Linked DNA regions of Homo sapiens: region 2 is linked to region 1. Evidence: chromatin loops called from intact Hi-C (ENCODE). Cell type or tissue: CD14-positive monocyte. All regions are shown on one strand. Links, peaks and the distances in the headings refer to the core of each region. The heading gives the core; the rest is flanking DNA. Region 1 has its middle 35 kb from the start of ADAM19. Region 2 overlaps ADAM19 (ADAM metallopeptidase domain 19).

The links. A loop is a pair of places that touch in the nucleus more often than their neighbours do. Peaks named below come from ENCODE experiments on the same cell type or tissue, not always from the same donor. Only the 100,000 strongest peaks of a DNase experiment are listed, where the experiment ranks them.
Region 2: a loop joins it to region 1, with 1.9 times the contacts of the local background. A loop is called at or near these places in 9 of 110 quality-filtered maps.

What each region holds. Positions count from the first base shown.
Region 1 is chr5:157,603,020-157,618,821 of GRCh38, reverse strand. No RefSeq gene overlaps it. Among named protein-coding and RNA genes, the nearest start is that of ADAM19, 35 kb to the right of the region's middle. RefSeq lists enhancers at 6,886-6,945, 7,126-7,205. In CD14-positive monocyte, for the core only: no CTCF peak of the experiment used is centred there; DNase peaks (open chromatin) are centred at 5,181, 7,011, 10,841 and 11,361; H3K4me3 peaks cover 742 bases; H3K27ac peaks cover 1,480 bases.
Region 2 is chr5:157,556,124-157,571,925 of GRCh38, reverse strand. ADAM19 (ADAM metallopeptidase domain 19) reads left to right here. Exons shown (of 23, transcript NM_033274.5): 2 at 946-1,031; 3 at 7,483-7,553. Among named protein-coding and RNA genes, the nearest start is that of ADAM19, 12 kb to the left of the region's middle. RefSeq lists a silencer at 71-365 and enhancers at 327-446, 627-676, 14,937-14,996. In CD14-positive monocyte, for the core only: CTCF peaks have their summits at 7,379 and 7,586; DNase peaks (open chromatin) are centred at 4,645 and 7,615; H3K4me3 peaks cover 3,372 bases; H3K27ac peaks cover 2,958 bases.

The sequences.
Region 1 (15,802 bases), core at 3,392-11,391:
CAATCAGCACATAATCCTTACTCTGAGTCCATAAAAGGCAGAACCAGCCACACGAAGAACTTTCCTGTCTTCGGGTAGGGGGACCACCCCCATGTCCCCTCTCTGCTAAAAGCTGTGTCATCACTCAATAAAATTATCTGCCCTCCTCACCCTTCAATGTCTTGCCTATCTTCATTCTTCTTGGGTGTGGTACAAGAGCTCAAGAACCGCCCGATGCGGGTACAAACTATCACACAGGTGAGCTGGGGCAGGCCAGCGTGGCTGAGCGAGGTCTGAGCGGGGCGTCACCAGCCAGGGGTCCCCAGCCTACAAAGTGACCAAGAAGAAAAATCCTACATCACTAATAAAGAAAATGAATATTGAATTATTCAGAAGGCTGGCTTATGCAGAGTATGTTATCCAGCTGTAGGGCTTGAAATTACCATGCCTTACACTTGAAGGCAGATTACAGCTGAACTTGTGTGGCACCTGTTAGGAAAGCATGAAATAAGATACAAGGAAGTGTGGGACTCTAAGGGAAATGGAGAAATGTAACTGTTCAAAATTGGGTTGCTTTTATCAGACAGCTTTAAGTTTACTTGGAAGACTCAAAGAAAAATCATCAAAACTGTACCTTTTAGTGATATTTCACTTTACAAACCAGGGAGAGTGCATTTTTCTTAAGATGGAGTGTTTGTTTTAAATTTTCTTACTGTTTCCCCAACAATGATAGACCAATATTGGCCTAGAGTTTTTTTTTTTTTTTTTGAGACGCAGTTTCATTCTTTTGCCCAGGCTAGAGTGAAGTGGCGCAATCTCAGCTCACTGCAACCTCCGTCCCCCCACACGTGGGTTCAAGTAATTCTCCTGCCTCAGTCTCCCGAGTAGCTGGGATTATAGGCTCCCGCCACCATGCCCAGCTAATTTTTGTATTTTTAGTAGAGATGGGGTTTCACCATGTTGACCAGGCCGGTATCAAACTCCTGACCTCAGGTGATCCACCCACCTTGGCCTCCCAAAGTGCTTAGATTATAGGCATGAGCCACTGCTCCCGGCCTGGCCTAGAGTTTTTGGTGCAACACAAAGCTAGGCTGTTTTGGCACAGATAATGTCCCAACTCTATTTTTAGGTGACTCTGAGACACCATCTATGGCAGTGTTTTTCAAATGTGGTCAACGCACCACTTCTAACAAATGACTCTGGATGCTTGTTAAAAATGCAGCCATTCCTCAGACCTATAGAATCAGAATTTCTTGGGCTGGAGCCTGTGAATATGCATTTTTAGTAAGCTTTTCAGGTGATTCTTATGTATATTTACCATTGACACCATAAAATTTTTTTTGACAACACGTAATGCTTGCAAGACTTATTTTCAAATTTTATTTATGAAAACAACATAACAACACTAAAGGGAATTTTCCAAGGAGGAAAAAGCTTTTAACCATCCAGTAATCATTTGTATTTTATGATGCTCTTTCTAATATTTGTTTACATACACACACATTTTTCACATGATTATAATCACAACACATGCACAGTCTTGCATTTTCTCAATATTTTGTCATGAGCTGTTTCTCATACTCCGTGCTTTCATAAATGATCACCTTCCATGTTTGTATAATATTGCTTCAGGCAGATATGCCATAACTAATCATATCAAAGAGTTGGGATTGTCATTTCTTCTAAAGAGATTTCAGAAATTTGTCCTGATAAATGTCAATGATGAGATCTTAGAGTGAGTTCTCTTACTGACAGATGAAAAGGCGGGGTTTTCTCGAAGCAGCCATCATTCCAGTGACATGAAGGGCTTTGAGGCCAGTATTGTGCTGAGGTCACTGTAAATCCAAGCACTGAATAGCTAGGGCCGGCAGACTCATCCCAGGAGGACGTTATTTTTCATTTATTTATTTATTTTTGAGACAGAGTCTCCCTCTGTTGCCCAGGCTGGAGTGCAGTTGAGTGATCTCAGCTCTCTGCAACCTCTGCCTCCCAGGTTCAAGTAATTATTCTGCCTCAACCTCCCAAGTAGCTGGGATTACAGGTCCCCAACACTATGTTTAGCTAATTTTTATATTTTTAGTATAGATGGGGTTTCACTATCCAGGAGGGCTTTAGATCAAAACATGAAGGATGAGAACGAAGATGTGGAAAGAAGGGTGCTTCTTGGTGTCCCTCCTGCCAAGGGGGACATGATACGCATTAGTTCTCCTTGGACAGTCTTTACTATGTGACTTCCCCTGCCTAATTGCTACTCATTCTTCATATCTCAGTGTAGAGGTCTACCAGTTGTTTCCCAATGGCTGCTTTCCTTTTCTTTTTTAATAATAGAACCTGAGTTTTTAGTTATGTACATAGCCATTCTGAATAAAGACTTTGTTTCATCTCCTGAAGCAAGGTGTGACCAAGTACCTAAGTTCTGGACTATAACATTACAAAGGAAGTTTCATGTGCACCTTCCAGAAAATATTTTTAAAGGGAGAGATTATGCCCTTCTCTGCCCTTTTGTCCTTCCTACTGTCAGGAATATGGAAGTGATGGTTGGAATGTGAGCAACTTTTTTGGACCACAGAGGACTCATGCCTAGGAGGGTCAAAAAACAAGATGGGAGCATCACACCAGCACTGGATTACTTTCCTCGGGACTTTTATATGAGAGAAAAATATATTTCTACCTAGTTTAATCCACTATAATCTTGTATTCTGTGTCACATGCAACTGAACCAAATTCTAACTCATTCAGAATTCTTCCTTCCAGAAAGTATTCTCTAATTTTCAAAGGCTAATTGTTCCTGCTTTGTGTTCCCATAGCAATTTTGTTTATATCTCCCCCTAGAATCTAAGCTCCCTGGGGGCCAACCATGATCCATGTCTTCTCCTAGGAACTAGAAAAAGAAGTATACATTGACTAGCAGAGTAACAGATGCAGCCCTGTATTCTCAACCTGACTAATGGAATTCATAGGCTGGCTGGCAAGCAGTGCTTCTTATGTCTGATTGCCCATATAAATTACCACAAAACTTAAAAAAAAAAGAAAGAGGAAAAAAAGAAATTCCCTGAACCACTGGCATTTGAATATTTGGAATGCAACCTGAGAATCTGTATCTTTTAAAGTCTTCCGAGGTGATTTTGAAACCCACCAGGTAATGATTTACAAAATGGAATTTGGGGCCGGGCACGGTGGCTCACACCTGTAATCCCAGCACTTTGGGAGGCCGAGGTGGGCAGATCACAAGGTCAGGAGTTTGAGACCAGCCTGGCCAACATGGTGAAACTCCATCTCTACTAAAAATACAAAAATTAGCCAGATATGGTGGCACACATCTGTAATCCCAGCCATTCGGGAGGCTGAGGCAGGAGAATTGCTTGAACCTGGGAGGTGGAGGTTGCAGTGAGTGGAGATCATGCCACTGCACTCCAGCCTGGGTGACAGGGCAAGACTCCATCTCGAAAAAAAAAAAAAAAAGGAATTTGGGAGCTAAGGGATAACATCGGGATTTTCCTCCTATCAACATCCCATTTTCCTTTCCTTTCTTTCATGTCACTTTAAGAGCTAATCGTCCAGTCCCTTTCCAAAGTCAAGCTTGAAGCAATTGTTGCACTCTGAGAACGGTTCCCAACACATAGATAAATGAGTGGTGAGAGACTGAACAGGGAGGTTCAAACATCATTGCAGGAGGGTTTTCACACTAATAATACATATAAGCATAAAAATAATTTCATTTTTTCTGGCCAGAAGTGTTGGCTCATGCCTGTAATCCTAGTAATTTGGAAGGCTGAGGCAGGTGGATCACTTGAGTCCAGGAGTTTGAGACCAGCCTGGGCAATGTGGTGAAACCCCATCTCTACAAAAAACACAAAAATTAGCAGGCATGGTGGCACATGCCTGTAGTCCCAGCTACTCAGGGGGCTAAGGTGGGAGGACTGCTTGAGCGTGGGAGGCAGAGGCTGCAGCGAGCCGAGATTGTGCCACTGCACTCCAGCCTGGGCAAAAGAGTGAGAGCTTGTCTCAAAAAAAAAAAAAAAAAGAATTTTATTTTTTTCAAAGCACTCATTATTACCTGTAATTGTCTTATTTCCTCACTTATCTTTTCCCCACCAACCCCCACTACTAGAAGCTCCAAAAGAATGGGAACATTGTATCTCTTGCTTGATGCATTATCCCTAACACCTACCACTGTGCCTGCAATGTATTGCACACTCAGTAAATATTTGTTGAATTAATTAGTAGAAGGTACACTTTATTAAGCACCTAGTATATGCCAGTGTATTTGATGGTTTATGTGATTATCTCACTTAGTCCTTACAACAAGCTTGTAAATAAGTGTTATCATCTTTATTTAGCCAATAAAAAAATCGAAGACTTACAGAGGTGAAACAACATATCCAACACCACCCCGCAAGTGATGAAGAATTAAGACCTGAACTCAAGTCTGTCTGCCTCCAAACTCAGCACTCTTTCTGCTCTACCACGTTAACTTTGCTGACAAACAATCCTGGGGTAAGATCCACGTCAAGTAGAACTCTCAGGTTAAGTCCTTTCTTCCATAGATACAAACGCCCTGTCCAGATCCTGAGCTAGCTTAGGATTGGAAGAAAACATGAAAGGTAGCTAGCTGCAAGATTAAAGGGGCCACCAAGGCATCCCTAATTCCATTGCCACCTGCCAGAGCACAGTGGATCCCTGCTACCTTGCCTGTCTGCTTGTGATAACCACCCCCATTCCTGCCTGTTCTTTTGAGAGATCCTCCGGTTCTGGTGCGGCTGATCACAATAGTGCACCCGGTCACAGTGACTGGCCCAGGGCTCAGTGTCCTACCCAGCAGGCCAGTCAGAGCCTTCACAAGGATTTTTCTAAGTGGACTTTCCAGGGCAGGCAATTTTGCTTTCCTCATGGAAAATGATTCTCTAAGAATGTGAGTCTGGATCTACTTGTGGCCGTGTTCTCTGGGGTTTGGGTAAAACCCATCTTTGGGAGGAGCAAATCATCGCAACACAGAAGCAGAGACAGGAAGACATAGAGCCCGACTGTGTTTGAGTCTTTGGTTCCATTTCCTGCAGGGCTCATCCTCACTGGTTCTTGAACAGTTCTCTAGTTCAAGGTTTTTGTTTTTGTTTTTGGTTGTGGTGGTAGTGGGTTTTTATTTATTGCGAATTAGTCTGGACAAACTCAGGGACATATAAACAGGCCCCTCGTGTGACGCAAGAAGCCAGTCAAGGAAGTCCCTGAGCCTACTCTGGCTGGGAGGCTGCCTGATAATGATTAAAAAAAAAAAGAAGAAGAAGAAGAAAAAGAAGCCAGTCATCATCTTGAAGCCCAGGGAATGCTTTTCATACTGCACATTTTTCACCTATCAGCTTTGGGATCAGGCATATCTAGGAAAGACTCCTGGCTCCATCACTTTTAGGGCTGTGTGACACTGTGTAAGTAACTTCGCCTCTCCAAACTTCAGTTCTCCGTACAATAAGAATAATAATTGTACATACCTCACAGGATTGCTGTGGAAGGTTAATGATTATACACAGTATTGGGTGATAATAAATACTAATGTGTTTGTCATTATTATTAGCAGTAGTTATGTTCCAGTATTTCCCTCTTGTGTTATTAGCAATAGATCAATGCCTCCCCTCTCTGCTCTATTTTATATGTCTCTGGGACACCCAGCTGAAATCCTCCAAGCTGCTAGAACAAGGCCAAGCTTGAAAAAATGATTAGAAGGGAAATAAGTTTATCTTACTTAAGTATCCACTTGCACTAGTGTTTAGCTTCTCTCTCTCCTCAAGATGTGATGAGACAATTGTTAGGAGGGTACTGGCCACTACCACCTCCTCATGTTTGTATAAAGTCATTCAGAACACTTTGCTTTCTCCTTTGAGCTTCATGAAAAACACAAGTGAAAGGTGAACAAACTGAGGCCCAGTGAGGAGCAATTGACGTAAACAGCTCCTCTTAAACGGAAGAGCAGGACCCAGGTCTGCCAGAAAAGAACCTAATAATTTACGCTAGCTAGCTCCTGCCTGAGAGTGCTGCATACTCTCACATAATGGTGCCAGCATGGTGCAGAAGGTCAACTTCTGACTCCCTCTGGCCTGACAAGATTGTCCGGAGAACTGACGGATCCAGATTCACTCTCACTTGCCAAGCATCTTACTGAGAAGGTAAAAGGATCAAGCAGGTGATTTCATGGAGCTGGGTAGAAGCTACATGAGCACAGGCCCTGTGCTCCTGCTGCCCAAGTCTTGGGTAGGACCACACACATCTTGCAACAAATGGGCAGAGATCAGAGTAACCCTGAAGTAGATAAAGATGCTGAATATAAACAAAGATGATTAAAGAGGCTATGGATTCAGGACACTGAATTTTGCTGCAGTGAGAGGAACCCTGGAGTCAGCTTTCTAACAGCCTGGCCATGTTTAGTTTATCAAACCTGGGCAGAGCAAAAGCCTCGGGATCCACTCACTCCATCAGAAACAAGTCTGAACAAGCCAGGTACTGTCCATCCGATACCCAGGCGTTTTGACGGTTCCTCTGTGGCCACCAGCCAAATGTAAATGGAGAATTCCAAGTCATCCATCATGCTTTAGCCACGCACGAGGTTAATGCCCTGTCTTTTAAAAGCACACAAAGGGCCATTTGAGTAGGAAAGTCCCACCAAATCCTGCTGAAACACCCGGCCCACTTTCGGATCATTTTTCTGAAGTGTCTTGGTTTGAAGGCACAGCTGTTGCTGAGATCCCTGAAAACAGCCTGCTGTTCTCTGTGGAAGCTATGGTAGATTAGTGTGGTTCAGCTGAGATACAGTCAAGCCCTTCAGACTGCCCCTTCCTCCAAATAACAAGCTGCTGACAACCTGATGTGGATTTTTACCAAAGAATCCATGTTTGCTTGCCTGCAGGCAAAGCTGGGTGTAGATTGAACTTCATGCGTGACTTTAGGCATGTCATCTCTCCTCTGTGGGCCTTGAGTCAAGACAGGAATGGATCCCACTCCATGCTGGAAAGTCCACTAACAAATGTGCATTTAGCACTTCTGCTTTCCAGGAGGGTAATGAATAAATGTGGCCTTCTCTGAATCAACCCCAGTAGAGTGGCTTTCGGAGTTCCCCAAAACATGAGACATAAACCAAGGACAAAGCCAGGATCAGGTTTATGCCTGCAACAGCTGTGGCTTTCAGATTGTTTCAGGTTGAAGAGGCTGAAACAACAGCTGCAGATCTATTCTTTGTCCTTGGGCTTGGACATAATGGGTGCAAATACAATTGAGACACCACCACCATGGCCATTTTCTGCTTTAGTAAATCCTAAGTTATGTCTTGGGGTCTGTGAAGTAAGATGGAAAATTAGTCATTCAGTGCAACCTAACCAAAAATGAATACATGTAGTTAGGTACCCCCAACCCCTATGACTTTCCAAATTCAGATTAATATTTTTGCTTAAAGATGTGCCAGATTCATAGAGTTGTAAGAGCCCTTTACATTATGGAGTATACAGGAAGTGGATAGCCTTTCTAGGTCATTCCTCATTCTCATGTCTCTAGCAGACATTGTTAGTGGGTCACAGAGCTCTCACCTTCTATCAGACATTCCTTCTCATCACAGAGGTGGTCTGGGCAGTCCCGGGCAGTGATAAGGGGTTCGTACTCAAGATAAAAGTCGTTTGCCGTCCCTGACCTAGCCCAACTCATGCATCTGCTTTCCACAGATAGAAAACAGGGCCAGAGATGGGAAGAACCCGGCCAATGCCACAGAATGAATCAGTGAATTTGTGGGAAGCTAAATAAAAGGCCTAGAATTCTTACAAATGTCAAGGAAAAACCATATTACTGCTTACTTTGCCTATTGTGCTGTATTTGTTCTCTCTTTCGGTTTTCTAGATTATTTGAATTGGCTTTTCCTAATTTTCTGTTTTTTTTCCTTATCTAAAAGCAATACTCACTCTATAGAAGTACAAATAAATGAAATGAAAAAAAAAACCCACTCAAATACTCACACATAATAAAACCATTGGTGAGTAAGGTCTATATACCTTTTCTATATATATATATATGTATATAGATATTATCTGTAATATGGAAATAATTGAAGCTTCCTTCTTAGAATTTCTGGTTACAATAAATCCTTAACAAAAACACGATTTCAGGCCAGGCACAGTGGCTCATGATTGTAATCCCAGCACTTTGGGAGGCTGAGGTGGGCGGAATCACTGGAGGTCAGGAGTTCGAGACCAGCCTGGCCAACATGGTGAAACCCCATCTCTACTGAAAAAAAAAAAAAAAAAAAAAACAAAAATTAGCTGGGCATGGTATGTCTGTAATCCCAGCTACTCAGGAGGCTGAGGCAGGAGAATTTCTTAAATCCAGAATGTGGAGGTTGCAGTGAGCCGAGATTGCGCCACTGTACTTCAGCCTGGGTGACAGAGCAAGATTCCTTCTCATAAAACTAACGTGTTTCTGAAGGCGAACAAAATAAAAAAACAAACCACTATTTGTGGGGAAGGGGGGGATGAACAGAGGTTGTCTAATGGGTCTGAACATACAGTTAGATAGAAGGGAATAAGTTCTAGTGTTCAATAGTAAAGTAGAGTGACTACAGTTAACAATAATTTATTGTATATTTCAAAATAGCTAGAAGAGAAAATTTGAAATGTTCCCAACACAAAGAAATGATAAATGTTTGAGGTGATGGATATGCCAATTACCCAGATTTGATCATCACACGTTATAAGCCTGTATCAAATTATATGTACCCCATAAATATGCACAATTATTATGTATCGATTTAAAAATTGTACTTCAGGTCATACCCTCGAAATGGACCTACACTGCACATATTGTTTTGTGACCTGCTTTGCATAAATGTTCATCAATCATAATGTCTAAATATGTATTTAACTTCCGTTGTTAGTCATTCAGACAGACTGTTACCAAATTTTTGTTACTCTCAGTAATATCCAGGAGAAATCTCTGCTCACAAATGTAATTGTTTTCTTATGAAAATTTCTAGAGGGAATCTGGGTCAAAGGGCAAACACATTTTAAGGACTTTTGACACATATTGACACATTGCTTCTCAATAACACTCAAAGCACAGGACCTGCAGTGTATGAAAGATGAAAGGAGATGCCTTTTAGCAGCTTCTTCATCACGGGGTAGGGTATCATCACTTCTGCTGTTCTCTTATTCTCCTGTCTGTATGCTTTGTGTAGCAAGGTGGAATGTAGGATTCTCAAGGGTGAAACGGCATTTTTGCTGTATCCATGGTGGATGTAACTGAATGCATAACAGTGATAGTAATAACAAATTAATATTCGTGTAGAGTTTACTAAGTGGTAGGCACCAGGCATCAGCTCCTAGGGTTGACAGCTCATTTTGTAGGGGAAGCTCAGAAAGGAAGAGCAACTTACCTGATGCCACACAGGGACAGAGCTCAGCTAAGCCTGACAAGAGCCTGCCCCCTAAGGCCCTTTGCTATGCCGCCTCCATGTAAGCAGTGCAAATAAATATTTGTGCATAGGTTGAATCATTCGTTATTTTCCTCTGGTAGAACAACACGAGAAACTCAGAAGGAGGCAGCCATAAAAATGGGCTAAAAAATGCCAGCTGAGTTCTCCCGGTCAGTCCTGACTTGAATAGTCCCAAAGGATTTGAGCAATGCTAGGTTTGAGGCTATGGCCCGAGGGAGTATTTTAATGAAGGGTTTCTTATGACTGAGAACTCTAAGAAGGAAGCTTGAATTATCCCCGTATGAAAATACAGCCATCTAAGATTATCAGTGGCATTTCCTTTTTATAGTGTTTGGCACTAATAATAGCCCCAAACTCCTTAACCCAACTTTCCAGCTTTTTAAAAGAACAGTACTTAGGAGAATGTCTGAACGCTGGGACTGACGGGACTTATTCCATCTAGTGCTTTCTCCCCGAAGGAGAAGGGGAAGGGGGCTCGGGGTTGATGGCTGCCTGCCTGCGTGCTGTGAGCCTAGATTCTTAAGGAAGTGAGGTGGGGCACGTGAGTCTGGAGGAGGAGAAAGGCCATGAGGTTTTTTATGGAGAACTCAGAACCAAGTCAGCAATGATCTGTCCTGGGCTCCAGGCCCTCTCTCCATGCTCCGTGGCAGCCCTGTTCCCGTTAGGCCCGTGGTCAAATTTCTAATAGGGGATCTGAGAAGCAATTGGCCAGCCTCTCCGAGCGCGCCTGAAAGGTCTTCGCAAAGCTGAGAGCGATTTTACAAACTAATGTGTTTCTGAAGGTGCCCTGTCCTTTCTCACTTCCATGTTTCTCCCACAGCATACCTGGTAGCAGGCCCTCTTCCTGCCACGTGCTTGTGGAACAGTTCATTACGTTTCAAAGCTACTTCTGTAAAAATCATTTTTTGAGGTACAATCGACATATATTAATATATCTCCATTTTAAGTGCACATACAACTTGATAATTTTTTTTTTTTTTTTTTTGAGACAGTCTCACTCGGTCACCCAGGCTGGAGTGCAGTGGCTCAATCTCGGCTCACTGCAACCTCCGTCTCTAGGGTTCAAGAGATTCTCCTGCCCCAGCCTCCCAAGTAGCTGGGACTACAAGTGCCCACCACCGACCCAGCTAATTTTTGTATTTTTAGTGGAAACGGGGTCTCGCCATGTTGGCCAGGCTGGTCTCGAACTACTGATCTGAAGTGATCTGCCCATCTCAGCCTCCCAAAGTGCTGGGATTACAGGCATGAACCACTGCCCCCCGCCACAACTTGGTGAATGTTGACAAACGTCTGCACCTGCCCCAATCAAAATTTAGAACATTTCCATTCCCTCAGAAGTCTCCTGCCACCTCCAGCCAGTCCCCTCTCTCACCCCAGCCCCAGGCAACCACAGATCTTCCTGTCAGTATAGCTTAGTTTTGCCTTTTCCGGCAGTTTCACATACGTTGACTCATAGAGTTGTTTCTGGTTTCCTTCACTCAATATAAAGAAAGGAATCATCAATGTTGTTGCATATATTAATAGTTTTCATATTACTGGGTAATAAACTATTGTGTGGATGTACCACAATCTATCTGGAATTTGAGTTATTGCCAGTTTTCGATTGCTATGAATACAGTTGCTATGCACATTCATGCACAAATCTTTTTGTGGGCATATAGCATATAGGAAGTATGTGGCCTTTCTGGGTCATTCTCATGTCTCTAGCAGACATTGTTAGTGGGTCACAGAGCTCTCAATTTCTATCAGACATTCCTTCTCATCACAGAGGTAGTCTGGGCAGTCCCTGGCAGTGATAAGGAGTTTGTACTGAAGACAAACGTCGTTTGCCATCCCTGACCTAGCCCAACCCATACATCTGCTTTCCACAGATGGAAAACAGGGCCAGAGATGGGAAGAACCTGGCCAGTGTCACAGAGTGAATCAGTGAACTTGTGAGAAGCTAAATAAAGGGCTTAGGTGATTCATTTCTCTCAGGCTAGTAAATACCTAGGAGTTGAATTGCTGGGTCATAGGGTAAGGGATAAATAAACTGCCAAACTGTTTTCTAAAGCTGAATATTCTTCTAAGTGATATCTCACAGTGGCCTTACTTTACAATTCCGTGATAACTAATAATGTTGAACATTTTTCATGTATTTGCTGGCCATTTATATATCATCTTTTTTGAAGGGTTTGTTCAAATCTTCTTCTTCTTTTTTTTTTTTTTTTTTTGTGAGTTGCCTTCTTTCATTGAATTTTAAGAGTTCTTTATGTATGTTGGGTACAAGTCCTTTATCTAATATTTGCATTGCAAATATTTTCTTCCAGACTGTGGCCTGCCTTTTCAGTTTCTTAATAGTACCTTTCAAAGTACAGGCAATTTTTAAATTTTAATGAAGTCTAATTTATCTTTTTTTTCTCTCTCTTATGGTTTATACTTTTGTGTCCTGTCCAGGAAATCTTTGTCTACCATAAGACTGTAGTTTGTGAACATTTTCTCCTATTTTTTTTCTAGAAGTTTTATAGTTTTAGCCTTTACTTTGTCAACCTAAAATAATAAAATTTAGAAAATATGATTAAATGTAGAGTTTTTTTGAGCACAAAGCTTGAGGACAGCCACCCAGGAAGCACAAATTTGAAAGATGGAATTGTACTGTTGTGCTCTGAAGTGCAGAAGTTTGGGGTGGTTTACATAGACAAAGTTTAGGAGAAAAAATCAGAATTTTAACTTTTTTTATACAAGGCTTTTTTTTTTTTTTTTTCCTGAGACAGACTTTCATTCTGCAACCTAGGCTGGAATGCAGTGGCACCATCAGCGTTCACTACAGGCTCGACCTCCTGAGATCAGGTGATCCTCCCACCTCAGTCTGCTGAGTAGCTGGGACTGCAGGTGTGTGCCATCATACCCAGTCAATTTTTTATAGACACAGGGCTTCGCCGTGTTGCCCAGGCTGGCCTTAAACTCCTGGGCTCCAGTGATTATCCCACCTTGGTTTCCCAAAGTGCTAGGATTCCTGCTGTGAGCCACCATGCCCGGCCTTATGTAAGGCTTAATGCATAATTACAATGGTCTGATTGGTGAAGGTCATCTTTTTCTTTCAGGAAAGATATACTGAACATTCCATACTGAAGATGAAACAGTCATGAGGTCTTTTGCGCCATCTGGTTTGAGTTAGGTACAGAATAATGCAGGAGACAATCTATAACAAAGGTCAGTGATTAGAAGGGGAGGACATCTGGTCTCTGGTCTCTCCCAGTCATTTATAGCACAAGAACAATGAGAAAAGAGAGTTGATCTATAATCTAAGAAGCAGAAGTTGCAACTACATGCTAAGTGACTCAGATCACCAGTTCTCTCTCAAGGTTTAAAGTCTTTTTGGAAGCCAGGTGTGGTGGCACATACCTATAATCCCAGCATGCTGGAAAGCCAAGGTGGGCTGATTGCTTGTGCTCAGGAACTCAAGACCAGCCTGGGCAACATGGCGAAACCCTGTCTCTACAAAAAAATACAAAAATTAGCCAGGTGTGGTGGTGCGCACCTATAGTCCCAGCTACTCGGAGGCTGAGGTGGGACTTTGCCAGAAAAAAAAAGTGCTTTGGGGGTTCCAACAGCTTTTGAATGTATTTATGTTCACAACTTTTGTCTCTATTATTTATTTCAAATTAATTTTTGTGTATGATGTGAGCTAAAGGTCGAAGTTCATTTTTTTCATATGGCTGTCCAGTTCTTTCAGTACCGTTTATTGAAAAGATCATTCTGAGCAGCAACATGGTGGTTGGCAAGAACAAGTACCTTACGAAAGACAGCAAAAAGGGAGCCAAGAAGTGGCTGATCCATTTTCTTTTTTTCTTTTTTCTTTTTTTTGAGACAGTCTTGCTCTATCCCCCTGGCTGGAATACAATGGTGTGATCTCAGCTCACTGCAACCTCCGCCTCCCGAGTTCAAGCAATTCTCATGCCTCAGCCTCCTGAGTAGCTGGGATTACAGGTGCCTGCTACCATGCCTGGCTAATTTTTTTTTTTTTTTTTTTTGAGATAGCGTCTCACTCTGTTGCTCAGGCTAGAGTGCAATGGCACGATCTCGGCTCACTGCAACCTCTGCCTCCCAGGTTCAAGCAATTATCCTGCCTCTGCCTCCCAAGTAGCTGGGATTACAGGCGTGTGCCACCACACACGGCTAAGTTTTTGTATCTTTAGTAGAGACGGGGGTTTCACCATGTTGGCCAGCCTGGTCTCAAATTCCTGACCTCAGGTGATTCACCCGCCATGGCCTCCCAAAATGCTGGGATTACAGGCTTAAGTCACTGCGCCCAGTCTAATTTTTCTATTTTTAGTAGAGACGGGGTTTCACCATCTTGGCCAGGCTGGTCTTGAACTCCTGACCTCAGGTGATCCACCTGCCTCGGCCTCCCAAAGTGCTAGGATTACAGGTGTGAGCCACCACCCCTGGCTGGTTGATCCATTTTCTAAGAAAGATTGGTACGATGTGAAAGCATGCTATGTTCAGTAGAAGAAATACTGGAAAGACACTGGTCACCAGGACCCAGGGAACCAAAATTGCACCTGGTAGTCTGAAGGGTCGTGTGTTTGAAGTGAGTCTTGCTGATTTGCAGAATGATGAAGTTGCATTTAGAAAATTCAAGCTGATTACTGAAGATGTTCAAGGCAAAAACTACCTAACTTCCAAGGCATGGATCTTACCTGTGACATGGGGGAGAGAGTGGAATTTAGCCTAAGTCAGCCTGGTCCCAAGGTTCCTTAATCTGGAACTCTAAGGCCTTTTTAGAATATTATCTTAATTGTCTGCTTGTCTGTTGAATGAAAAGGGATCCATGTAGGCCTCACGCCTGTAATCTCAGCACTTTTGGGAGGCCGAGGCAGGTGGATCACCTCAGGTCAGGAGCTCTTGACCAGCCTGGCCAACATGGTGAAACCCCGTCCCTACTAAAAATACAAAAAATTAGCCAGGCCTGGTGGCAGATGCCTATAATTCCAGCTACCCGGGAGGCTGAGGCAGGAGAATCGCTTGAACCCAGGAGACAGAGGTTGCAGTGAGCCGAGATCGCCCCACTGCACTCCAGCCTGGGCAACAAAAGTGAAATTCCGTCTCAAAAAAAAAAAAGAAGAAAGAAAGAAAGAAAGAAAGAAAGAAAGAAAGAAAGAAAGAAAGAAAGAAAGAGGCTCCATATAATTGGTATTGGAAATTTCTCCTCAGTCATCCGTAACTATCAAACTGTTAGTGCAATCCTGAACTAAAGGTCTTTAATTATGACTTTGTTCATCACAAAGGTTTCCGACTCTTTGAAAAAGACAGAACATCATTATTTCTTCCGACAAGTGCTTCTTCAAATGGGATCCCAATCCTTAAACCTTGCAGGAATATTGACATTGGGAGGAAGCCAGTGCTCAGCCCCAGTTAGTATTTCTCATCTTTAGGTAAACTTCTCCTTTTAAAGCTGTTTCCTGGGCTTTGCTTTTTACTTAGAGAACTTTGGTTACAGAGAACACATGGGAAGGGTTTTGCGACTGTACTAATCAATAAGCTTCAATAGGTGGGATGGAAATGATGGGCTTAAGTGGTCCCTGGAGACCCTCCGTGAGCCAAATGCACTTTCAAGATATCTACAACAGTGGCTTTTTTCCCGTCTCTGTGCCTGTGTCATTTACTATTCCTAGTTTTAAACCCATGTCTCTATTCAGAGAAAAAGACTACCTTGTGCGTTTGTTGCACTTTCTTTGAGATGAAATTTTTCCGGCCTTCAAAGAAAACCCTTTGATTTCCAGCCTCTGAGTCATAGTTTTCATATACTATTGAAATCACTCACAGTCTGTGAAAAAGGATGTGCGGTTATGGAGGAGAACTGTGGCCCAGGAAGTAGCATGAATCATTGAAATGTGGTGCATGGAGAACCACCCTCCATGGGCAGTAAATTCCCTCTACCCCCTTCCTCTGCCCTCAGCATCACCTCCCGCTGCCTGCTCCGGCAATTGGTCTAACATACAGGCTCATCAATATGTGTCTGAGTTAGTTGCCAACATCAATTGTTCGCACCTGTATAACTCTCTGTAGTTTGCAAATATTTTGAATCATTTATCGACATCTGCACCTGTTCATTCAGTAAATATGAATTTAGTAGTAACAGTAATATTATGGGCCCACCATGAGACAGTTCACCAGACATCAAACCTATGGTAATTATCAAGAGTTATAAGTCATGGTCACTGCCAAGATGGAGTTGGTAGTCTAGGGCGGGGATTTTTTTTAACATAATTCAGTGAAATTTAGTTGAATTGTAATGTAAAATGTATTTCCTACTGAGGATCACAGTCAAAAACATTGGAAACACACTGGTTTAGTGGAGGCTATTGTCAAAAGCCCCCAAAT
Region 2 (15,802 bases), core at 3,430-11,429, 47 kb after region 1:
AATTTCATATTGACTCTTCACAATAAAGCTGTGAGATGGGCAGGTAGCATCTTTGTCTTCATTTTACAGGCAAGAAAACTAAAGCTCCATGGGAGCAGTATTCATGGGCTTGACCTCCAGAATATGCCCAGAATCCCACCGCTTCATTCCTCTCCACTGATGTCATTCTAATCTGAGCCACCATCATCTCTCACCAGGGCTCCAGCATATCTCTAGCCTGGCCTTCCTGCTTCTGCTCTCACTCTCGCCGCTCTGCCTCACCCCACCCCCATTCTCCACCACGCAGGCAGAGTGATCTTTTTTAAACTTAACACAGATCATATTGCTCTGTATTTAAAACACCCAGTGCCTTCCAAGTCTATTTATAAGAAAATCCAGACACTCTCCGTGGTCTCTGCATTATCAGACCCATGGCTGTCTTGCTGACCACATCTCATACCAACTTCCTCTTTCATTTACTAGCTACCCCTACCTTATGCTTGTTCCTTCAACAGGCCAAGTTCACTTCTGCTCAGGCAGGGCCATTGCACTTGCTGTTTCCTCTACCTGGGGCACTCTTCCCCCACGTTTTTGCATGGCTGCCTTCTGGCTCCTCAGGACTCAAATGCCATCTATGCTGATCATCCTGTTTCAAATAGGCACCTCCTGATAGATGTCTCTTTACTCCATGACCCCAACTTATTTTATTCAGGGTACTTAGCACCATGTGAGAACATTTGTTCATTGTCTGTCTCCCACCTTTACAAGTACAGAGACCTTATATGTCCTATTTACCACAATATCACCGACACCTAGAGTGCCTAGTTCCTAGGAAGTGCCAAGAGCCTGAAATCCAGCAAGTCTTCTAATGACCCAGTGCAGGGGCAGCTCACAGAAAGTGCATGTGTGGCTTAGCTGGGGTATAGAGGTCTGGGATTCCAATGGTTTTGCATCTTGTATTGGCAGGAGGAAGTGAGGAAGGCAGCCCCAAGCTGCAGCATGAACTTATCATACCTCAGTGGAAGACTTCAGAAAGCCCCGTGAGAGAAAAGGTAAGACTCAAAAGACCTCATTTACACTGGCAGGAGTTGACAACTGAGGTTTGGGCTACCTACTCAACTTTCTTAGAATCCCAGTCATCACCATTAGTTCTGTTTCTGGCCCACTCTGTCCTCTGGGTGCCCATTTTGGAGATCACAGATGGGACTTTCCTTCCTTGTATGACAAACTTCTAGAACACTTCCCAATGCTATTAGTTGAGGAAATGAAAATTCACATTAATGCTGACACAAGCTAAGTGCAGATGTGTTGGTGTCACAGAAATCACTTAGTCTTGATTGGAATTCATTAAATATTGTCATTGTTATTTTTGCTCTGCATAATACATACTTCATTTTCTTGAAGGAATAATGTACTTGGAGAGAAAAAAGATAATAATATAAACTATAAACTATTTTAATAAGACGCAGCGTAGAGACCTAGTACTGGGGAATGTATCTTAAAATCCAGTAGGCTCCCCTGGCCAGAACACCAGGAAAACACATAGGCTTTATCAAAGAGATTGGGAAGAAAACAAAAAACACTGTCCTGTTCTTGCAGAGAGGACCTGAGCATTTAGGATATTCTTTGTGGTTCTGGTTTTTGTTTTTTGTTTTTTTGTTTTTGTTTTTTTGTTTGTTTGTTTGTTTTGACAGAGTCTCACTCTGTCGCACAGGCTGGAGTGCAGTGACATGATCTCGGCTCACTGTGAGCTCCGCCTGGCAGGTTCAAGCGATTCTCATGCCTTAGCTTCCGGAGTAGCTGAGATTACATGTGTGTGCTGCGAAGCCAGGCTAATTTTTGTATTTTTAGTAGAGATGGGTTTTCACCATGTTGTCCAGGGTGGTCTCGAACTCCTGACCTCAAGTGATCCGCCCACGTAGTCCTCTCAAAGTGTTGGGATTACAGGCGTCAGCCACTGTGGCCCACTGTGGTTTTGGTTTTTCCAGCAAGTGAGACGTGAAAGAGCAAGAAAGGAAGATGCGGTTGTTGTGTGCCAGTAACCAGCTATGTGACCTGCCACTTGCGAAGTGGTAGATTTTCTTCATTTATAAAATAGTGCTTAGAGAGAATAAGGAGAAAAGAAAGCTGGGGAGAGGGGTTTTTTCTAAGATCTCTTTGGGTTAAAATGATTTGTGATTTATTGGGCAACATATAGGAGCAAGATTATAGCAGGAAAGAGATGTGTCAGGAAAGACTTCAGACATTGTGGCTGTTGAATCTGGAAAGATAAATGGAAAGGAGCAATGTCCAGGATCCTTGAAACTCTGGCCAGGATAATACAGACATGTCCAAAAAGGCTCCAACTTGGATTTACCAAGGGAACCTAACAGTGTAAATTTTAGGACAGACCAAGTGCGATGGCTCAAGCCTGTAATCCCAGCACTTTGGGAGGCTGAGGCAGGAGGATCATTTGAGGCCAGGAATTTAAGACCAGCCTGGGGCACCATACTGAGATCCTATCTCTACAAAAAAAAAAAAAAAAAAAAAAGAAAATTAGCTAGACCTAGGGGTGTGTGTCTGTAGTCCCAGCTACTCTGAAGGCTGAGGTGGGACGATCGCCTGAGCCCAGGAGTTTGAGGTTATAGTAAGATATAGTCGCATCAGCATCACTGTCCTCCAGTCTGAGTGACAATGCAAGACCTTGTCTCAAAAAAAAAAAAAAAAAAAAAATCAGGACAAATAAAAGCAAGTAACATTTTGTCCTAAAGGCAGTAAACGCATGGAATTCATTTCATCAAAAAGTAGGAGAGGCTGAAAATAGCTTCAGGAAAAGTCTCGACAAATTAATGGATGGTCATCCTAGAGCAGATTACTTTTAACAATTAAGATCTTGGGTATTGCAACCTATTCATACCCCCTGAGGAATGGACCTGCTACTTTTTATAGAGGCTTCTTTGTTCTCTCCAGATGTGGATGCCGGGCATCCTCAGGAAGGGCCTGAGAACAAAGCAGAGGACCAGATCCTGTCTTTGTTCCCAACCATTGTCTGCCCAGCATATGGGTCATTGTATTCTGTAGGAATAGTCAGCATAGTGCCTGGCACCGTAACTATTTGTTCAATGAACAAATGAATGAATGTTGAAGAGAGAGAGACTAGAGGCTGGATTTCACTTGGGCCTCTCATTCTCATTTATATAATTAATTCACTCATTAAACATTTTTTTCTTCTCTTTTTCTCATCACTGACTTAAAGCTCACATTCATTAAACATTAACTGAATACTTATACTGTATACTAAATATTATACTAGATCTTAGGGGGAATGCAAATATAGGACAGATTTCCAATACCCTATGGAGCTAAAGATCTATTTAATCTAGACTGAAGGGGAAAGAATTTTTAACCCATCCCTAGGAGAGGTATAAATAGTGGGTCAGCTTACTGTACTTCATAGGAGAGGAGAGCTGATGGTGCCTCTTCTTAATACAGAGTGGAGTTTCATCAGAAAAGCTCATCAGTAGAGCCGGACAGAAAAGCTTCATAGATCCTTAAAATGCAGTTTCATTGTTTTGCTTGAAATGCCCCATAGAAAAAGGGAACATCCTTTTTTAAATATCAGTGCCTGAGCACCTTCCAGAATAGAGAGAATTATTTTTGGATCACCCACATAAAAATAAAGATTACTACTCCTGGCGGGGCATGGTGGCTCACGCCCTGTAATCCCAGCACCTTGAGAGGCCGAGATGGGTGGATCACCTGAGGTCAGGAGTTCAAGACCAGCCTGGCCAACATGGAGAAACCCTGTCTACTAAAATTACAAAGATTAGCCAGGCGCAGTGGTGCACACCTGTAATCCCAGCTACTTGGGAGGCTGAGCATGAGAATGGCTTGAACCCTGGAGATGGAGTTTGCAGTGAGCCAAGATTGGGTCACTGCACTGCAGCCTGGGTGACAGAGCGAGACTCTGTTTAAAAAAAAAAAAAAGATTACTATTCCTGCTGCAGCTTGTGTCTCTTTGGGGGAGGGGAAGATAGTGCTTTGATTTGGGGCAGTATTCATTTTCTGTGGGGGCAGTCACATGGTTACCTACCTCTTGGATGAGGGAATTGCTGTAGCTCTGTTGCTGTGTCGTCTTTCTTTCTTTCTTTTTTATTTTTTTTTTTTGTTTAGACGGAGTTTCGCTCTTGTTGCCTAGGCTGGAGTGCAATGGCGTGATCTCAGCTTACCGCAACCTCTGCCTCCTGGGTTCAAGCGATTCTTCTGCCTCAGCCTCCCAAGTAGCTGGGATTACAGGCATGCGCCACCATGCCTGGCTAATTTTGTATTTTTAGTAGAGATGGGGTTTCTCCATGTTGGTCAGGCTGGTCTGGAACTCCTGATCTCCAGGGATCCGCCCACCTTGGCCTCCCAAAGTGTTGGGATTACAGGCGTGAGCCACCGTGCCCGGTCTGTGTGGTCTTTCTTAAATGCCCACTTGGAGCTGGGGTCCCTGATGCTCAGTGTGATTGGGCAGGGCACTGCCTCAAAAACTCCATAAAGTGGCAAAGGATCTGCAACCAGAATAGGTGTTGGCAGAGCTGAATCAGGGCATGACAAACAGAGAAGTGAATCTCTTAGTGAAAGTTATTGGTCAAACATCTCCCCAGCTTCCTACTTCGGTGGGTTTGAAATGTTCCTTCTTGAGATGAAGTAATACGATTAATTAGGCAATGGCCAGCGTTGCCCAAGAGCCTTTGATCGGAATGTTGAGATCTCATCAGAGCCCTTGGTGACCTCAAAGTCTCAGAAATGCCCAAATCCTAATGCAGAGTGGGGTTTGCAGCGAGGAAGGGGAATGTGCTTAGACGAGGTAGGCTTCTAACCAGAGGTGGCAGAACAGGTGACCTACTTTCTCAGACATGCAAGAAGTAAGCTTTGAGGTCAACCTTAGAAGGGCTAGAAGCTCTACTCTAGCAATGATTTTGTGGATTGAAAGGGACTTCAAGAATTTATCTGCTGGATGAGGTGGCTCACATTTGTAATACCAACACTTTGGGAGGCTGAGTTGGGAGGATCACATGAGCCCAGGAGTTCAAGATCAGCTTTGGAAACATGGTAATACCCCAGTATCTACAAAAAATTTAAAAATACTAGCCCAGTGTGGTGGCATGCACCTGTGGTCCCAGCTACTCAGTATGCTTGAGCCTGGGAGGTTGAGGCTGCAGTGAGCCGTGATTGTGCCACTGCACTCCAGCCTGCACAACAAAGCAAGACCCCGTCTCAAAAAAAGTTGTCAGTTCCTTAGTCCCAAAATAGAGAGCTTATGTTTAAAACACTCCAAAGAATCTGTTCTGTTTTAAATATGTAAATATCCTTTTTTAAAAAAATAATTTATTTCTTCGAAAAAAGTTCAGTAGCCTTAAGTTGAATTGTTGAAGCGTGGAGATTTATTATGACTTGGTTTTTAAATTTCTTTGAAATTCTCCACAATAATAAAGTAAAAAGAGATTAATAAAAAGTTCTTTTCTTAAACTGTGAAAGCAATTGTAAACATGTGGAAAGATGTGCAAAAGAAAACAAAATTAACTCATGATCCCATTAACTATGGTAATGGTTAGGCTTATTTCTCTCTACATTTTTCCCTTTGCGAAGTGTATTTAAATAAAATATTCAGTATTGTATTTTGAGCTTTATGACTAATGATTATTGTGTACATTTTGTCAGTAATTTAACAACTACTTAAAGTTGCTGCTTTTAATGATCATTCAGTGTTCTGTCATATGAATGGATCATCATTTATTTAACCATTCTCTAACAGGTTATATTTAGGACAGTTAGGTTACATTTCATTATTCATTACTTTTTTTTTTTTTTTTTGAGACAGAGTCTCGCTCTGTCGCTCAGGCTGGAGTGCAGTGGCATGCTCTCGGCTCACTGCAACCTCCGCCTCCCAGGTTCAAGCGATTCTCCTGCCTCAGCCTCCTGAATAGCTAGAACTATAGGTGTGCACCACCACGCCCAGCTAATTTTTATATTTTTAGTAGAGACGGGGTTTCACCATGTTGGTCAGGCTGGTTTTGAACTCCTGACCTCAAGTGGTCCACCCGTCTCGGCCTCCCAAAGTGCTGGGATTACAGGCATGAGCCACTGCGCCTGGCCCATTATTCATTATTATAAGTAATAAATGTCCTTATGTGCAAACCTTTGCCTGTGCCTCCATTTATTCCTTTCAAACAGCCTCACATTCCTGAGTCTAAACATTTTTTTTTTTTTTTGAGAGAGAGTGTCTCGCTCTGTCACCCAGGCTGGAGTGCAGTGGCGCAATCTCAGCTCACTGCAACCTTCGCCTCCCAGGTTCAAGCAATTCTCCTGCCTCAGCCTCCCGAGTAGCTAGGATCACAGGTGCCCACCACCATGCCTGGCTAATTTTTGTATTTTTGGTAGAGACGGGGTTTCACCGTGTTGGCCAGGCTGGTCTCAAACTCCTGATCTGCCTGCCTCGGCCTCCCAAAGTGCTGGGATTACAGGCGTGAGCCACTGTGCCCGGCCGAGTCTAAACATTTTTAAACTCTCAGTGCATACTGTCATGTTATCTTTCAGAGAGTTGCCGTCAGTTTAAATTCTCAGTGGTAGGGATTGCGAGTGCCCAGTTTACAGTGGGCATTGTGCATTGTGATTTAGAGTTTTAGATAACCTCTGGCACTTTGATTTTTTTCAAGGTATCTTATTATTTTTAATTTGTTTTTCTGGACGTGGGGAGGTGGTTTATTAGCGATGTCGAACATAGTTTTTGTGCTTATCAACCACTGGTATATGTTAAGTGATCCGTTCTGGATATGTAGCACCTGTGGCCACTACCAAACTGCTTATGTGTAAAATGTATCTACTTTTTGGCCTATAAAACCTTAATTTGAGGATCTCTTAGTTGCTTCCTCTGAGATGATTGGGGTTTTCCAAACGGAGAGCCAAAATGAAATAAGAACCCACTACGAAGAGGATCCCCTAGTATTTTACAAGATAATAGGCAATATGTATCATGGCTTGCCGTGTGCCAGGCACTGTGATACATTATTTATGCTCATTATCTCACTCAATCCTTACAAGATCCCCATCAAATTGACTATTACTATCTCTGTATCATACATGAAGAAACTGAGATGTGGGGAGGCTCAGCAACATGTCCGACTTCACACAGCTGCAGGTGTCAGAGCCGGTGCTTGAATCCAGATCTGACTCTGCAGGACATTTACTGCTGGAGATTGTGTTTTCCAGTGTTTCCCTTCACCGCACCACATACATACACTTACACCACATTGCAGCCTGGAGTTTCTTCTCTATGCCTTTCAGGAGAAAGCAGATGGGGGAAGGATTTGGGTCATTCTGGGATTGAGGTCATTTTACATGTGGGCTGGAAATGCAATTGACCTTTGCTCATTCACTTCCTGTGGATCAATGTTGGAGCGCTGTGCTAGATCCTGTGCCCGACCCAGGGAGCCTGGTGCCGGCTTTTAGGAACTGACATTGTTTTGTTGTTGCTTTTAGCATCCACTCAAAGCTGAGCTCAGGGTAATGGCTGAGGGGCGAGAACTGATCCTGGACCTGGAGAAGAATGAGTAAGTGGACTCCTCCTTTGTCTAAAATGAAACAAATAACTTCTGTGTCAACGCCGGACGCAGGTGTCGCTGTTCTGGAAGGAAGCAGTCAATGGAGTGACCCCAAGCTCTCAGTCCTTGGTTTCTTTCAGGCAGCATCTTGCAAAGCCAGAGCCTTTCCACAGCCTCTTGACTCGATGTGAGATTGCTGGACTGCTAAATGTGTTGCTAAAATTTCCTTAGGCAGTATTTCAGGGGCCCCTGGAGTTCACTGCGGGCACACAGAGGTCTGTGTATGTGTGAGATTAAGGGAGTGGATGGACCAGAGGTCTTTGGCAGCTGCCTTACTAGCGCCAGCCTAGTGTGTGGCAGGAAATGAAGGAGATTAGAGGAAAACAGCAGAGAGGAGCGAGCAAAGCAGGGTGTGCTGGGGCTTGGAGCCTCAGACTCAGATTGTTCCATGTGTTCTGGTTCAGCCGCATCTGAGATTTTGTCAACAGGGCATCGTCAACAGTCTCCTGGCTACATCGGGCCCGGCTCTTCCATCTTCTTAACCTCATTCATCTTGGGTGGTAGCCTGGCTCAGAGGCACTTGCACATTGATTTGCCATCAGATGCAGTCATATCTGGATTCATGTAATGGAGGAGGTGAATGGGCACGATGCATGGCTATGTCTGTGGCTCATTCTTTGGCCATTCCCCATCTACTTAGCCATGAAGAGCTCTCCTTACTTGGCCGGGGGACTCTGAAAACATTTGGTGTTTCCCCACTGACCGTCCCACTTTTCGTTCTGCCACACAGACGTCGCAGATAAGGCTGCGTGGCTTGGAGAGCTGCCTGTCTCCTCTTGGCAGCCTCCAGAACCCCCTGGAAGCCAATGAGTAATCAAATGCATCACTGCCAAGAAAAGGATGAAGAAGGACCTTCCTGTATACAAAAGGATGGGAATAGCTTTTAGGCTTGGGTGGAAAGGGAGAATATAATTTATTCCAAATTTGGGCTTTTTGGGCACTTGCAAAGGAGGATGAGTGCTGTCCCGAGTGTGGTTAAAATACAACTCACAGCTTGTGCAGTGGTGGGGCTTCATCCACATCCTTCCTCTGCCTCCAGGACATGGTGGCCTCGGGAAGCCAGAAAGATGGGGATCACAGTCATTTTTGTTCCTCTCCTCTTGAGAGTAAAGCCAGTTTAGGCTGTGTTTCTTCTCTCCTGTGTCCCTGGAATAGACCTGGCCAGCTGCGTCCCTAGACAGTGCAGCGTCTATTGGCCCTGGATTTTTCCTTGCATTGTCTTCCTTTGGTCCTACAAGAAAAGGCCCTTAGAGGGTTTGTTCTTGACCGTGTCTCTCGGGGGCCTGCCTTTGTTGCTCACGGCAGCTTTGTTCCCATTAACTCTAGTCTAAGTGTTCCCTGTTGTTGCCTGTGTCTAATCTCTCCTGTTCTGCCCCCAGTAGAGCCTGTGGCCCTTCAGCTCCCTCTGGTCAGCCCAAGTGATAGTGTTGGTGTTGTGGGAAAATGCTTAGGAGTTGGACTGGCCAAGCAGGAGTCCCAGGACTCAAGTCTCTATCCTTCCCTCCTATTTTGAAACATTTGCTACAGACCATAGGAAGCTAAAGCAGGAAGATGCCTTAGAAAACACTGAATGGAATGATCTTAGAAAACTCTGAAATTATGGATGCAGAAGTTTTGATTCAGAGAGGGATAGGCATTTGTCTGAGGCCACCCAGCAAGTAAATGAAAGAGCTGAAACTAGGATCATGTGTATTCTTGGTGTGAGTCTGGAGTTACAGAATGTGACCCAGGGCAAATGGCTGAATCTTTTGGAACTTCGGTGTCCTTGTTTATAAAATGAGGGTAATAAGGCCAGCCTCGTGGGATGGTTGTGAGGATAAATGAGGTGAAGTGCAGGAAGTGCTTGCACAGCGCATGGTGAGTGGCCAGCCACTGTTGGGATTTTTATTGTCCCACACTGAGGCTCCAGAGGAGAGCCCGGGGCTGTGGTTCTAGCATCTGCTTTTCCGAGAGCAGCTCTCGTTTCCCATTGAGCCGCATGGGGCTGGATGTGGTTCCTGGCCTCCTTGAATTGGCAGAAGGCAGCAGAGTTGGTAAAAATGGAAGCAGCAGAGCCAAGCAATATGACCTCACCAGGTGTCCCTGGGGGACGGCTTCCTGCTATTTTCATCCAAATTGGGCTTTTTGTTTTGAACATGTGTTAGTGAGCGGAACTCCAACTGCACACGACTTCCTAGTGTGTTTATTTCCCAAAGCCTTCTCATTCATGGTGCGTGCGAGTCCGGATTCAAAACAGCTTTGGAGCGGGGGAGATGATTTTCTAATTTTTCAAATCACTGTGTTGAAGTTTCTATAATCTCATGACATTTGGGGGAAACTAGGCCCTGGGCCAAGCCATTTCTCAGCCTCTGGTTCTTAACCTCCTCGATCAACGTATTCATTTTTTTTTTTTTTTAATCTACGTGCCTCTGTGACATTTCAGGCACCAGTGCAGGTACTGGGGATAAAGCTGTGAATAAAACAGTACAGCCTTTATGGAGCTTCTATTCTAGTGGGAAACAGTAAGCAGACAAGTGAGTGCACCGTCCGTCAGGTGATGGGTGCTGTGCAGGAGACAGAGGAGCATAGGGAGTGGGGCCAGGGGAGTGTGGAGGTAGAATGGGAGCTGCTGTTTCTGAATGGCAGTCAGGGAAGGCCTTTCAGGTGAACTGATACTTGAGTCAAGACCTGAAGGAGGTGATGGAGTGAGCCATATGGGTAGCTGAGAGATGACAATTCCAAGGAGAGGGAACAGCCACGTTCCAAGGCCCTAATAGATGATGAAGGTTTCCACTCTCCCTCTGTACATTTCCCCATACACTGGATTCTCAGGTCTCCCAGGAGCGGTGAGCAAGGGCTTCTGGGACTCTGGGGGGAGGGAGAGGACATTTTAAATTTCTTTTTCATCATCCTGCCGTGTCTGGCCTTCTCCCATCAAATCAAAGCCCACGTATTAATGCATGGCCCAAAATAGCAGTGAGCAAGCCTTTAATGGAATTCACACATGGAGAGATCGCCAAGAATGGTGAGGATGGAAAGGCATGGGGCATGGGCCAGGAGAGGAGGGGGAACACAGCAAAGTGAGCTTCAGCTCAGGCAGCAGACACACTGAGGTGTCCTACAATAGCGCGGCAGCCGGCAGCCTGTCTCTGCTTTGAAGCAACTCAGCAACTCACGGATGACATCCGTGAGAAGCACACATTCTTTTCTCTATTGAGTGCAGGTGAAAAACAGTGACCCTTTAGGGATAATCTGAGCATTGCTTTTGTGTCGGTTATTCCTGTGTTCAGATCCTGGCTCTGCCACTTACTACCTTGTAGCCTCTTTAAGCCTCAGTTTGTGCATCTGGGGTGTAATTATAGTCCCATGTCATAGAGCCAGAGCCACAGGGAGGATGAAATGAGATGGTACAGGTGAAGGACTTAGCAGAGTGCCTTGTTTGTATTCCAAGCTCAAGGTAGCTATGATTATTTCTTGCTCATTGTTTTTAAATTGCAAAAGCAAAGCATGCTCATTGTAAAACATGTAGCAATTCCAAATAAACAAAAGAATGAAAGTTTCCCTCCCACGAGGAAAATCCACTGCTGTTTGGTGAGCAAACCCTGGACCTTTTCTATGCATACAAGAACATGCACATGAATCCTCACAGACACAATCACATACAGACACAGTCACACAGAAGCTGCTATTTTTGTTGGGGAGGGAGGAGCAGAAATGAGATTATGTCAGACATATTGCTCCAGCATTTCCTTTTTTGAACTCAACTGGATGTCATGAAGACAGTCTTCTGCTCTAATAAAGTATATATTACATTGTTTAATATTTATACACACATGTAATCACATAATTTGCAAAGATTGGTGCATAGCTGCTGTTGGAGAAACTTGTGATTGAGGCAGTGTGGTACAGTGGACATAGCATTGACCTCAGAGACAGATGATATGAAATTGGTCAAAAAGCCAGCCAGCTCCCCTGAGCCTCTGCTTTCTCATCTGTAAAATGCAGATTTTGGCCCCGGATAGGCTCTGAAGGCTCTTTCTGCACTACCTCTTTTTTTTTTTTTTTTTTTTTTTTTTTTGAGACGGAGTCTCGCTCTGTCGCCCAGGCTGGAGTGCAGTGGCGGGATCTCGGCTCACTGCAAGCTCCGCCTTCCGGGTTCACGCCATTCTCCTGCCTCAGCCTCCCAAGTAGCTGGGACTACAGGCGCCCGCCACTACGCCCGGCTAATTTTTTGTATTTTTAGTAGAGACGGGGTTTCACCGTTTTAGCCGGGATGGTCTCGATCTCCTGACCTCGTGATCCGCCCGCCTCGGCCTCCCAAAGTGCTGGGATTACAGGCGTGAGCCACCGCGCCCGGCCTGCACTACCTCTTTAAAGGATGCTCTGTGAGTAGAAAAATGCAAAAGAAGTCTCTGCCTCAGGAAATTTGCTCTACCTGTGGAGACATCCTGGGAAATAGTGGGCAGTGGGATAAAGGAAAAAGGTGCCCCAAATCACGGGACCTTGAAGTTGGGGACGAACTTCTAGGTCAGAACCCGCAGGTTCAGGCAACAGAAAATACAAGAAGGGAAACTACAGAGCAGAAATTATAGACTGCTGTTTGCACAACCCACAGATTTGAGCATTAATCCATATTTTTTCTCTATGTTCTTTTCCCCATGTCCTGAGACTACCTCACCAACCCAGGAACCCATATTTGACAAAAACTTGTTTGCTGAAATCAAATGGAATCCTCCTTAGTTAGCTGCAGGCATCCAGGGAGATGAACAGGGTTATGTGAGCCCCAGCGCCATATCCTGTCCTTTCTTGGCTTTTTCCCAAAAGGAGGGCACACTGAATTGCTCAACCAGATTCCTGGATGCTCACTGGGCCGCATTACTAGTGAGCAGGATCACTCTATTACAAGATCACCTTCAAAAGCAAATGAATGGCTCAACTAGTAGGCACTTTGCCCAGAGGCTCTTTGGCCATATGCTTCTGTCTTCTAGTATCTTAAACACATTCTAGGACTCTCATTTCTTCAATACACTGTCCTTCCTCAAGTCCAAATGATGATGGCTTGAGAAAGGGAGAGACGTCCTTTGGTCTAACCCCATCCATTTGTGCTCCAGCCCAGTTAGCTAAAGAGAGATCTTATTTGCTCAAGTTTAGTTAATAAGAACGGGCGTTTGTTTTCTTTTGTGAGTATGTCTACCTCCAAACCACCTGGGGAACAGCAATTGTCAAGGCAGAATTTGGGCATTTAGAGGTTTACTGATTTTAATACCTATCATTACTTCCAACTTTAATCTTTCTTCCTATCCCTAACTTCTTATCAGTCCTTCAGTGATATCATAGGGAAGGAGAAGGCTTTCATTGTCCTGGAAATCAAGCTACAATCTGGAAAATTAACATTCAGTGCTAATGGAGTAATCTAGCTCCCTAACATTCTCGTTTTTCCTCAAGTCCATTATACAATTTGGATTGCATAATACTGGTGGAATTGAGGAAGGGCAGAATTAGCAGGCAGGAAAGGAATTTTTCAGCAACACACGGGGCAGATTAGTTGCCATCTCTTATTCCTGCACTTCTTTTTCAAGGATACCTGGTAGAAATAGTAGCAGACCCAAAGCAAAACTATGAATACCACTTAGGCAGTGGAGCTCTCCCCACCTCCACCCTCCCAGCTTCCTCCCAGGTCAAGAGTAGACTTTAACATCTTACCTAGGATAAAGGACAGCTCTCTTTGACCCTCTCTTGTCAGGAGCTTCATTTGTTGTTGGCAAAATTCAATTTCCTGGATCAAAGAGCAGCTTAGAAAGGCTTAGATGGTATCCCAATGCTCTTAGTAAACCATGCTTCACTGAGTTGCATTTAAATGAGTCATAGACATATGGATTACATTGCACTTAAAATACACATGGCTCAAGAAATTAAAGGATATCATTCTTTAACCAAGTATTTGGCAGATCTAAAGTATTCAAAATGTTTTTCCAAACTCTACTCGCAGCTGGGCTCCCCATTCCCCATGGCTAAGGTTGTATAACCCGGGGAGACAGGTGCTGAGGAAACAGTTGGATGAATGGGTGGGGACACCAGAATTTGATGAGAGCTGCCTGTGGTGTCTGAAATTTTCTTCACATGTTCTTTGGAAGTATGAAGAACTGGTTTAACCCTGCTGTGTTGACGCTGAAGGCAGTGAATGCATGAGTGGATTTAAATTCCAAGTGCTTTGCTAGGCACGTCATTCCAGAGAGACCTGGTAGTCCTGTTTGAGATGTAGTTTCTAATTGTAGCTTTGTAGACTGAGAATGATTTCATTTGCATTTCCCATGTTGTCCCAAATGCCTGGAGTTGCAGAACAAATGGATTGCCAGCCAGTCTGATGTGATTTTTTATAAGCCAAACTCTCAACCCCACCCCAGCATAAGCAGGGTCTCCATTTGCAATGTACTGAATGTTTATGTCTCCCTTCAAATTCTTATGTTGAAGTCCTAGTCCCCAAGGTGATGGTATTAGGAGGTGGGGCCTTTTGGATATGATTCGTTTATGAGGGCTCTGCTCTCATGAATAGGATTAGTGCCCTGATAGAAGAGACCCGAGAGAATTAGCTCACCTTTTCCACCAGGTGAAGACACAGCTAGCAGCTACCATCTATGAACCGGAGAGAGGGCCCTCACTAGACACGAAATCTGCTGATCCCTTGATCTTGGACTTCTCAGACTCTAGAACCGTGAGAAGTAAATTTGTTGCTTATTTGCTACCCAGGTTATGCTGTTTTGTTATAGCAGCCAGAATGGACTAAGATGCCATTATTTCTAAAATATTGGACACATGATATCACTTTCTTAGGGTCCATTGCTTAAGCTCAGACTCAGTAATAAGCCTGGTGATCTGAAGGGATGCAGCTTCATGATACGCTTGTCTAAGGTATCAGAGAGCATCCAAAATTGAAATAGCCTAGATGTGTTGATTCTGAAAGCCTTGTGCACACAAGCCTTAAACATCCTAATCCATAGAGTAGAACAGATTTGGACTTTGGTCCCAGAGACCCTGATTCAATTCCAGATACTGACACTTCCGGTTGGGTGGTCTTTGGTAAGTCACTTGCCTTCTAAGTTTTACTTCTTCATCTGTATTCATAGTAATACTACTTGGCCAGGTGCAGTGGCGCATGCCTGTAATCCTAGCACTTTGGGAGGCTGAGCCGGGTGGATCACGCGAGCCCAGGAGTTCGAGACCAGCCTGGGCAATGTGGCAAAACCCTGTCTCTACCAAAACCAACCAACCAAACAAACAAAAAACCCCCACAAAAATTAGCCAGGCATGGTGGCACATGCCTGTAGTCCCAGCTACTCAGGAAGCTTTAGTGGGAGGATCTTTTGAGCCCAGGAGGTGAAGGTTGCAATGAGCTGAGATCATACCACCGCACTCTAGCCTGGTTGACAGAGCCAGATGCTGTCTCAAATAATAGTAATAATACTCACTGCTTTGTGAGCATTTGCTGAGAATGGATACTTCGGAAAAGGCACTTCACACAATGTCTTATTGAATCCTCATGGCAACCCTTTGAATGAGATATTGTTGTCTGCATTTTATAATGAAACTCAAGCATGAGGAGTTTAAATAATTTACCCAGTATTGGGCATAGCCAGGAGTCAAACTCTGGCCTGCCTGCCTCTTACTACATTATAGCACTTGCATAGAAAATAGAGACATTGATACCTTCATTGCAGGGTGTGGAAGGCTGAAAAATGCACCCTCTCCCCTCCAATGATAACCACATTCGAATCCCTGGAACATGTGGCAGAATCTTTGCAGATGTGATTAAGTTAAAGATCTTGAGGCCGGGCATGGTGGCTCACGCCTGTAATCCCAGCACTTTGGGAGGCCAAGGCAGGTGAATCACCTGAGGTCAGGAGTTCGAGACCAGCCTGACTAACATGGTGAAACCTGGTCTCTACTAAAAATACAAAAATTAGCTGGGCATGGTGGTGCGCCCCTGTAGTCCCAGCTACTCGGGAGGTTGAGGCAGAAGAATTGCTTGAACCCGGGAGGCAGAGGTTGCAGTGAGCCGAGATTGTGCCACTGCACTCCAGCCTGGGCAATAGAGTGAGACCCCATCTCAAAAAAAAAAAAAAAAAAAAAAAAAAAGAAAAAGAAAAAAAAACAGGTTATAAAAACCTTGCTGATAAAACAGGTTGCAGTAAAGAAGAGTCACTTGAGCCTGGGAGGCAGAG